Regions from separate parts of the Homo sapiens genome. Here region 2 is linked to region 1. The links are chromatin contacts, found by Hi-C or POLR2A ChIA-PET in ENCODE. All regions are on one chromosome and are shown on one strand. Each heading gives the region's core, a stretch centred on a gene start or an enhancer-like site at or near the end of the contact. The rest is flanking DNA. Distances are from core to core; before and after follow the strand shown. Region 1 overlaps FCHO1-AS1 (FCHO1 antisense RNA 1). Region 2 holds the start of GTPBP3 (GTP binding protein 3, mitochondrial).

Region 1 (4,393 bases), core at 987-3,486:
CTTGTGGTCCCCTCCTCCAGGAAGCCCTCCTTCTGGCCTCCCAGGCTCCCGTCCCACCTTTAGCTCTTAGTTCCTATGTGGTCCCCTCCTCCAGGAAGTCCTCCTTCTGGCATCCCAGATTTCCTTCCCACCTTTAGCTCTTAGTTCCTATGTGGTCCTCTCCTTCAAGAAGCCCTCCAGCTAGCTTCCCAGGCTCCTGAAAACCCATCTGGTTTTCCTTCCAAGCCAGTGCTGATCCCCCAGGACTGGGATGTTATGTTAGGCATTGCCCCCTCCCCCTCCAGCCTGGGAGCTTCTTGGGGGCCCTGGCCCTGGTACTATCCACACCTGTCAGGTGAGGTCTGAACTGCATCCACACTCCCCCAGACACTCCACTCCCAAGCCTGGGCCAGGGGAAACAGAGCTCAGAGAAAGCAAGCTACTCTTGGAAGTCACACAGCAAACACACGTCAGAGGCAGGACTTGACATGGGTGTGCTGGTACCACAGCTCACACCTGCCCTGGGCCCAGATCCCAAAGGATGCTGTAGGGGGTGGGGAGGACAGGATGACATAGGTCAGGCCTGTCTGGAGTGCCTGGGGCCGAACAGGCCAGGGAAGAAAACTCAGGGGTCCAGTTGCCAAAACAGCCCAAGGCTCCCTGCTCTTCCTGGAGGTTCAGGCCAACTTTCTTATTTCTGAGACTGGGGAAGAGGAGAAGCCCAGAGAGGTTAAGGAACATTCCCGAGGTCACCCAGCAGTGCTGCCAAGCTGGGGCACAACCAACATTTCCCAAGAACCTGGTGTGTGGGTACAGGTACTGGGTCCTGTCCTGGGCAGCGGGCACCCAGAAACAACCAAGATGGAGAGGGTGCAGCTCTCATGGGCTCACAGTTGGGGGAATCAATATAAACATATTGACATATAAACATATAAACAAGTAAGAGTCTGCTAGGGCTATGGATTAAAAGGAAATACAACAGGAAGATGTGCTGGTGGACAGGACGACACTTTATTTATTTATTTATTTATTTATTTATTTATTTATTTATTTATTTTGAGATGAAGTCTCGCTTTTGTCCCCCAGCCTGGAGTGCAATGGTGCGATCTCGGCTCACTGCAACCTCCATCTCCCGAGTTCAAGTGATTCTCCTGCCTCAGTCCCCTGAGTAGCTGGCATTACAAGCGCCCGCCACCACGTCCAGCTAGTTTTTGTATTTTTAGTAGAGACGGGGTTTCACCATGTTGGCCAGGCTGGTCTCAAACTCCTGACCTCAGGTGTTCCCAAAGTGCTAAGATTACAGGCGTTGAGCCGCTGCGCCCGGCCTTATTTATTTATTTTGAGACAGTCTCACTTTGTTGCCCAGGCCATCTCAGCTCACTGCAACCTTCACCTCCCAGGTTCAAGCGATTCTCCTGCCTTATCCTCTCGAGTAGCTGGGATTACAGGCACCCACCACCACGCCCGAATAATTTTTTTTTTTTTTTTTTGAGACGGAGTTTTGCTTTTGTCGCCCAGGCTGGAGTGCAGTGACGCGATCTCGGGTAACTGCAACCTCTGCCTCCCGGGTTCAAGTGATTCTCCTGCCTCAGGCTCCAGAGTAGCTGGGATTACAGGCGTGTGCCACCACGCCCCGCTAACCAGGTTGGTCAGGCTGGTCTCGAACTCCTGACCTCAGGTGAGCCACCCACCTCACCCTCCCAAAGCGCTAGGATGACAGGAGTGAGACACTGCATCCGGCCCTAATTTTTGTATTTTTAGTAGAGACGGGGTGTGACTATGTTGGCCAGGCTGTTCTCAAACTCCCGACTTCTGGTGATCCGCCTGCCTCAGCTTCCCAAAGTGCTGGGATGACAGGCGTAAGCCACCATGCCTGGCCAGGACACTTTTAAGAGAGGGAGTCAGGAAGGGTCCAGGCAGTGGACTAAGAGGTAGCAAGGAGGGCTACCTGGAGGAGGTACCATACCAGGCAGGGCTCCACCACGCCCTGCCCCATCACTGCCTCTCTCTGGGAAGAGCTGACATCTTCCCAGAAATGAGCTCTGGCCACGCCCCACCAGGACCTGGCACCCCCACCCCCACCCCTCTTCCACTGGCGGGCCTCTCCCAAGTCCACTTTAAGCCCGCTTCCCCTGCGTCTCCCCTCCCCCAGGGCCCCATGGGATTTGGTCCCAGCTGCTCAGTGAGGCCTCCAGGCAGCTGCCTCCCACACTCTTCCCCCTTTGCGGGGGCGTCAATGTCACCCTTCTCTCAGTTCCTCCAGCAAACCAGGCCTTTGCCTCTGCCGGTCCCTCCTCCAGGAGCACCCTTCCCCTTCCCTAATAAGGCTCACCCTTTTGCATCCTTGGGAAGCCTCCTTTAACCCCCAAGGCGGCAGCGCTAAAAGGCTTCCTCTGAGCCCTCGGGGTGCGCGTGCCACCTCCCCACACCTCACACCATGGGCTGTTGCTTCTTTGTGTTTCACTCGCCCACCTGACACTGTTTGCCCAGTGGGAGGAACTTCCAACAGTTTTTGTTTTTATTTTGTTTTGAGACAGAATCTTGCTCTGTTGCCCAGGCTGGAGTGCAGTGGTGCGATCTCAGCTTACTGCAACCTCTGCCTCCCAGGTTCAAGCAATTCTTCTGCCACAGAGTAGCTGGGATTACAAGACGTGCACCAGCACACCTGGCTAATTTTTGTATTTTTAGTAGAGATGGGGTTTCTCCATGTTGGCCAGGCTGATCTTGAACTCCTGACCTCAAGTGATGCGTCTGCCTCGGCCTCCCAAAGTGCTGGGATTACAGGCATGAGCCACTGCACCTGGCCTAAAAAGCTTTTTTGAGAGTCAACTGGCAAGGAGACAGTAGGCGAAGTTCAAATCTGTCTCTTCAAGCTGGAGCTTGGGGGCAGGTTTCATAGGCAGAGGGTTATCATGGGAGAGATACGGAAATGCAATGGGGGTGATATGACTGCATCACGTGCAGGGGCGATGATGTGTTTTTGGTGCTCAAGTCCACACTGCAGTAAACAAGGCACCGCCCTCCCCCTTTTATTTTTTGAGACAGGGTCTTGCTCTGTTGCCCAGGCTAGAGTGCAATGGCGAAATCACAGCTATCTGTAGCCTCAACCTCCGGAAGCTCAAGTGATCTTCCCACCCCAGCCTCCCAAGTAGCTGGGACTACAGGCGTATGTTACAACACACAGCTAATTTTTGTATCTTTTGTAGACGGGGTCTCACTATGTTGCCCAGGCTAGTCTCCAATTCCTGGGCATGAGACACCACACCCAGCTTTCTCTTTTTAATTTGGTCCCCATTCCTTTTTTTTTTTTTGAGATGGAGCCTCGCTCTGTCACCCAGGCTGGATCTCAGTGACGGTGGGATCTCAGCTCACTGCAATCTCTACTTCCTGGGTTCAAGCAACTCTCCCTGCCTCAGCCTCCTGAGTAGCTGGGATTACAGGTGCGCACCACCATGCCCCGTTAGTTTCTTTTGTATTTTTAGTAGAGACGGTTTCACCATGTTGGCCAGGCTCGAACTCCTGACCTCAGGTGATCCGTCTGCCTGGGCCTCCCAAAGTGCTGGGATTACAGGCATGAGTCACCACGCCCAGCATAGTCCCCATTCCTTGATCCGAGTACTTGGGTTCTACCTGTAGTTGACTTTTTCATTCCACCCAAGGGTTATGAATTGGGCATGCTTTGTTCATCTGTTAATGCTCCAGCGATATGTGACTTGCACCCTGGGGGTCCATTGCACTGAAAAACGACTCATCATTTTGTTACATTTTGTTACTAACAAAGCTGAACCAGATTGGACTGGTTCTATGTTTATACCACACCCATTTGTTGTAGTCTGTTCAGCCTACAACAAAGGAATTCAGTGGTCTGGACAGACTATATGGCTTACAATACCAACAAAGTTTATTCTTTGGCTTTTTTTTTTTTTTTTTTTTTTTTTCAGAGTCTTGCTCTGTCGCCCAGGTTGGAATGCAGTGGCACGATCGCCTCACTGCAACGTCCTTCCTCCCAGGTTTAAGTGATTCTCCTGCCTCAGCCTCCTCCTGAGTAGCTGGGATTACAGGCATGTGCCACCATGCCTGGCTAATTTTTGTATTTTTAGTGGAGATGGGGTTTCACTACATTGCCCAAGTTGGGGGTCTCGAAATCCTGACCTCAAGTGATCTGCCCACCTCAGCCTCCCAAAGTGCTGGGATTACAGGCATGAACCACCGTGCCCAGCCACCTTTTGCCTTTTAACTAGAGATTTCTGTCCATTTACAACATTTGTTGAAATGACTGGCAAGTTCTATGTACTCTCCTCATCTTAATAGAGACAGAAACACCATCTCTACTAAAATTACAAAAAAAAAGTTAGCTGGGCGTGGTGGCAGGCGCCTGTAGTCCCAGCTACTCGGGAGGCTGAGGCAGGAGAAT
Region 2 (4,393 bases), core at 15-2,514, 400 kb after region 1:
ATTGAGAGGGGGTCTCATGCAGGGGTTGCACAGATGGGGTCTCTGAGGGAGAGAATGGACAAATGGGGGACTTGCTTTGGTGAGGGTCTCGGCCCAGCCACGGCAGAGGTGGCCCAGCTCTCCGTCCAGCTGCCTGAGGGCCTGCCGCCGCTGCGCCTCTGTTTCCGCGTGGATAAGGTCCGCCAGCCCCTCCACTTCGGTCAGGTTCAGCTTCCCATTGGCGAACGCCCGTCTGGTGAACTCGCCTGCCTCCGCCGGTCGAAGCCCTGGCACGCTGCCTGCAGGAAGGTCCCAGTCTGACACCCCCTGGTCCCCACCCAGGCCCATTGGGAGGACCAAGCATCTCACCCAACGCTGCAACTCACCCAAGGCCTGCAGGACGCCGCTCACCACTGCCGGGCCTCCATGCACGTGGAACTCCACGCAGTCCTCACCGGTGAAACTCTGGGGACCTAATGTGACAGACAGGTGACAGGAGGACAGCACAGCCAGTGCAAACCCTTGGAAGGGGGAAACTGAGTCATGGGACCTACAGGAGGCTCGGAACCTGGGGACCCTCACCTGGGAACCAGAGCACCAGTGCGCGGTCCAGAGGCTCCCCGGAGCGGGGATCGCTGAGCAGGCGCAGGCTGGCGTGGCGAGCAAGGGGCAGGTCTCGGGGTGCTGTGAGAATTCGGAGGGCGTGGCCGCTGGCGGGGCCGCTGGTCCGGATCACTGCGATGCCGCAGCGGCCTTGGCCAGAGCTTAGCGCGAAGATGGTGGCGCCGGAGCCGGGGGCTGGTGCGCCGCTGCTCCGGCGCGTGCACAATCTGGAACCGGAGGGGAGGCGAATCAGCGCACCTGGGAGGCTCAGCCTCAGTGTCAAGTAGACCGAGGGCTCGATGATCGCGAGATGCTCCAGGTGGGGGGGTTCTGCGGCTGGGGGATGCACAAATTGGATGTTCTGAAGGCCGAAGGGTGACCGGATTAGGGACTGTGAGGCCAGAAGGAGACCCAGATATGGGCTCTGCCGCAAGGGTCATGAACGATTGAGGCACGGAAGAACGCGAATGATTGCTCTGCCGCAGGGAATTGGGCCCCTAAAACCCAGGGAGTGGGTCTGGGGTCCAAGCAGCACCCCAAGCTGTCGCACCCCTTCCCCTGTAGCCCCACCTGCGAGGCCCACGTGCCGCTTGGGCCGCCAGGGTCCAAAGCCCCCGCCACATGGATTTACAACCTGCGACCCGCCTGCCCGACCTGCCTGTGTGGCTTCAAGTCTGGGCAGGGGGCCCCGCCCACTCCGCGGCTTGACTAGTAAAGTGCTCAACTATTCTCGACCACCATTGGGTATCTTAGGATACGTCCTGCCCACCGTCTGAAGATACTCGCTTCCATTGGCTGGTGCAAGGGAGAGCGGGAGCGGGAGGCGGTATGGAGGTAGGTGTAGCGAAATGTTGTTCCCCGGGCAACATGAGACCAAATTTTTAGGGTCCTAGCGCAGCGAGGCTGACAATAGGAATAAGGAATGGAAGAAAGGACAGAGTTTGGCACAGGGCAGTGCAAATTACAGCGAGGGGAGGTTTTGAGTCCCGCATTTTCCATCTGCTCACTCCGCAGCCTTAGGCGTGGCAAGGACCTATGTGCGTTCAGTTTTCCCGTTCAAGAAAGGAGGGACTACACCTCTTTACGTTCAGGTTCAGACCGGAAACTCAGAGCATCTCGGTGACCGGGAGGGACGAGTACTGGAGAACCCACGCCCTGATCCAGGGAAAATCTTGCCCGAACTTCTGGAAAGAGTCCTACTTGCTTTTTCCGGAACTCTCCAGATTCTCTCCCCTCCCCAGCGTTCCCTTCTGCCGTTCCCTCGGCTTCGGATGCCCTTCCTCATTTGACAAACTCGTCTTCAAGGCCTAGCTCCAAGATCCCCTCCTCCAGGAAGTCTTCCTGGAACCCCCAGCACAGCCCTCTCTCCACTGTGGACTTCCTTGGCTCTCTGTCTCTCTGGTCCAGGTCTGCACCTGCAGAGCCAAGTGTCCGGTCAGTCTCTGGCTCCCCGAAAGCCAGAAAGGGGAGCCTCGGAGATTGCTTTCAGGTTAACCCAGGACAGCACTGAAACTCGGAATAAAGCGCTGATGGTGGAATTCCAGGCACTGGCTGGGCGGGGTCTCCGGGAGCGCCTTCGCATGGCGGATTCTCTGGTTCTGGATCAGAGCGGGCGGGCGGCGCACTTGCGTGTTAAGAAAAATCTGTCTGACAGAATAGAGTTCTAATACCCCCTTACCTCGCCCTGCTCAATATTTTTATTTACTTTATTATTTTATTTTATTTTATTTTTGAGACAGGGTCTCACTCTGTCGCCCAGGCTGGAGTGCAGTGGCGCGATCACGGCTCTTGCAACCTCCAACTTTTGGGCTCAAGGGATCCGCCCGCCTCAGCCTCCTGAGTAGCTGGAACCACAGGCGCGAGCCACCATGCCAGTCTAACTTTTCGGTGTTTCTTTTTGTTTGTTGTTTTTGTTTGTTTGTTTTGTTTTCGTTTTTTTGGTGGAGACGGGGATCTCACTACGTTGCCCAAGCTTTTTTTTTTTTTTTTTTTTTTTTTTGAGACGGGGTCTCGCTCTGTCGCCCAGGCTGGAGTTCAGTGGCGCGATCTAGACTCACTGCAACCTCCGCCTCCCAGGTTCAAGCGATTCTCCTGCCTCAGACTCCCAAGTAGCTGGGACTACAGGCGTGCGCCACCATGCCTGGCTAATTTTTTGTATTTTTAATAGAGACAGGGTTTGGCCATGTTGGTCAGGCTGGTCTCGAACTCCTTGCCTCAGGTGATCTACCCGCCTTGGCCTCCCAAAATGCTGGGATTACAGGCGTGAGCCACTGCGCCCGGCCGAGGCTTTAATATTTTAAGTTGTAAAATAGGAACAAATGATGACATATTTATATTTCATCTGCCATTCTCTAGTTGTTACATCTGTAACAAGCTAGTTATTACATCTGTAACAAGCTAGTTGTTACATCTGTAACAAGCGTACAGCAAGCGCCTACTGTGTGCTCGCATTGAGAACCAGACCTGGCCCCTCGTTCCTACCCTCGCTGGGCTTTCAGTCTAACAGACTGAGCTACTCAGAATAGTCAGGGGTTGGCCAAATGCCAGGTAAAACCCAGGTCGCCCAGCTAAATGTGAATTTCAAATAAACAATGAATAATTTTTTAGTACTAGTATGTCCCATGTAGACATAGGACATAGAAACATTTATGTATGTATGTATATATATGTATTTGAGACAGGGTCTCGTTCTGTCGCCCAGGATGCAGTGCAGTGGGTGTGATCTCAGCTCACTGCAGCCTTGACCTCCTGAGCACAAGCGATTCTCCTGCCTCAGCCTCCCAAGTAGCTGGGATTACAGGTGCGCCCCGCCCAGCTAACATTTATTCTTTTATCTGAAATTTACATTTAACTAGACGGACTGTATTTTTATTTGCTAAACTTGACAACTCTATGGGATCCTCTCCGAGGTTACATCCTGAAGGGAGTCGGTGTTAACCGGACGAAGAGTGCATGAGGAGTGTTCTAGGCAGCCAAATGGTGCGTGCAAAGTTCCTAAGCAGGGCTTGCTGTAATTATGTATCACAGCCCTACTGGGGTGGTTGAAGTTATTGTCACCAGGAATCTTCCCCAACCGGCCCGCCCCTCCCACGTCCTCCCTTAGTCAACTTACGCCCATCTCACATTCCAAACAGCGTCTCCAGGGTCCGGAGTTTGCAGATGGGGAAACTGAGGCTCCGAGGCGGGGACCAGAAGAAAGCATGGGTGGGGACAAGTTGGAGAATGCACCATCAGTGCGGGCGGGGACCAGCAGCAGGGAGCGAGGTAGGCGGGCGAGAAGGAAACCCAGAAAACAACACGGGCGGAGACGCGAACCAAAGAACTAGGCGGGCGAACTCAGCTGAGAACCCTAGAGTGACGTGCATCGGGCCGGGAAGGAGAATCGAGGTTCGGCTCGGGCGGGGACGAGAAGCAGCGCTCGGGCGAGCGAGGACCGAGGCCGGCGCGGGCGGGCGCGGCCTTTGTCTCCTCCTCCCGCGCGCTCCGCGGCTGCACCGGCCCCATGAGCCCGCGGCTCCCCGTCGCCCGGGCCGTCCGTAGCCCCTGACCTGACCTGTCCTCGCCATGGCCGAGGCCGCCTCCGGCGCCGGGGGCACGTCCCTGGAGGGCGAGCGTGGCAAGAGGCCCCCGCCGGAGGGCGAGCCTGCAGCCCCGGCGTCCGGAGTTCTGGGTATGTGTGCGGCGGCTGGACCAGACAGGGTTGCAGGTGCCTGGGGAGCCCGCGTCAACTACACGGGGAGGAGGATCAGGGTCAAACGTAACCTGGCGTGGTGTCTGGACGAGGGGCCGGCTCCTCCCGGCACTGCGGCTG

Evidence for each region. Hi-C counts contacts between places; a loop is a spot of excess contacts on that map. ChIA-PET counts read pairs that join two places held with the same protein, here RNA polymerase II (POLR2A). Pooled maps may share reads with other maps.
Region 2: a loop to region 1 is called in a pooled map, with 2.6 times the contacts of the local background. The contact joins the promoter of GTPBP3 here to the enhancer-like site in region 1. A Hi-C loop is called at or near these places in 5 of 50 pooled maps. POLR2A ChIA-PET finds 5 or more read pairs at or near these places in 2 of 52 experiments (activated CD4-positive, alpha-beta T cell and activated naive CD8-positive, alpha-beta T cell).

What each region holds. Positions count from the first base shown.
Region 1 is chr19:17,737,219-17,741,611 of GRCh38, reverse strand. All of the region lies in intron 3 of FCHO1-AS1 (FCHO1 antisense RNA 1), which reads left to right. Among named protein-coding and RNA genes, the nearest start is that of FCHO1-AS1, 12 kb to the left of the region's middle. RefSeq lists an enhancer at 2,249-2,749. Within about 2 kb of position 2,236, at least 5 of the 41 ENCODE cell types and tissues checked have a DNase peak (open chromatin) inside an H3K27ac peak, as active enhancers do.
Region 2 is chr19:17,334,424-17,338,816 of GRCh38, reverse strand. GTPBP3 (GTP binding protein 3, mitochondrial) reads right to left here and starts at 1,264. Exons shown (of 9, transcript NM_032620.4): 1 at 1,153-1,264; 2 at 562-809; 3 at 366-452; 4 at 76-278. The coding sequence starts at 1,205. It overlaps ANO8 (anoctamin 8), which reads left to right and starts at 3,962. Exons shown (of 18, transcript NM_020959.3): 1 at 3,962-4,252. The coding sequence starts at 4,147. RefSeq lists enhancers at 280-951, 952-1,623, 1,624-2,295 and a silencer at 4,020-4,393.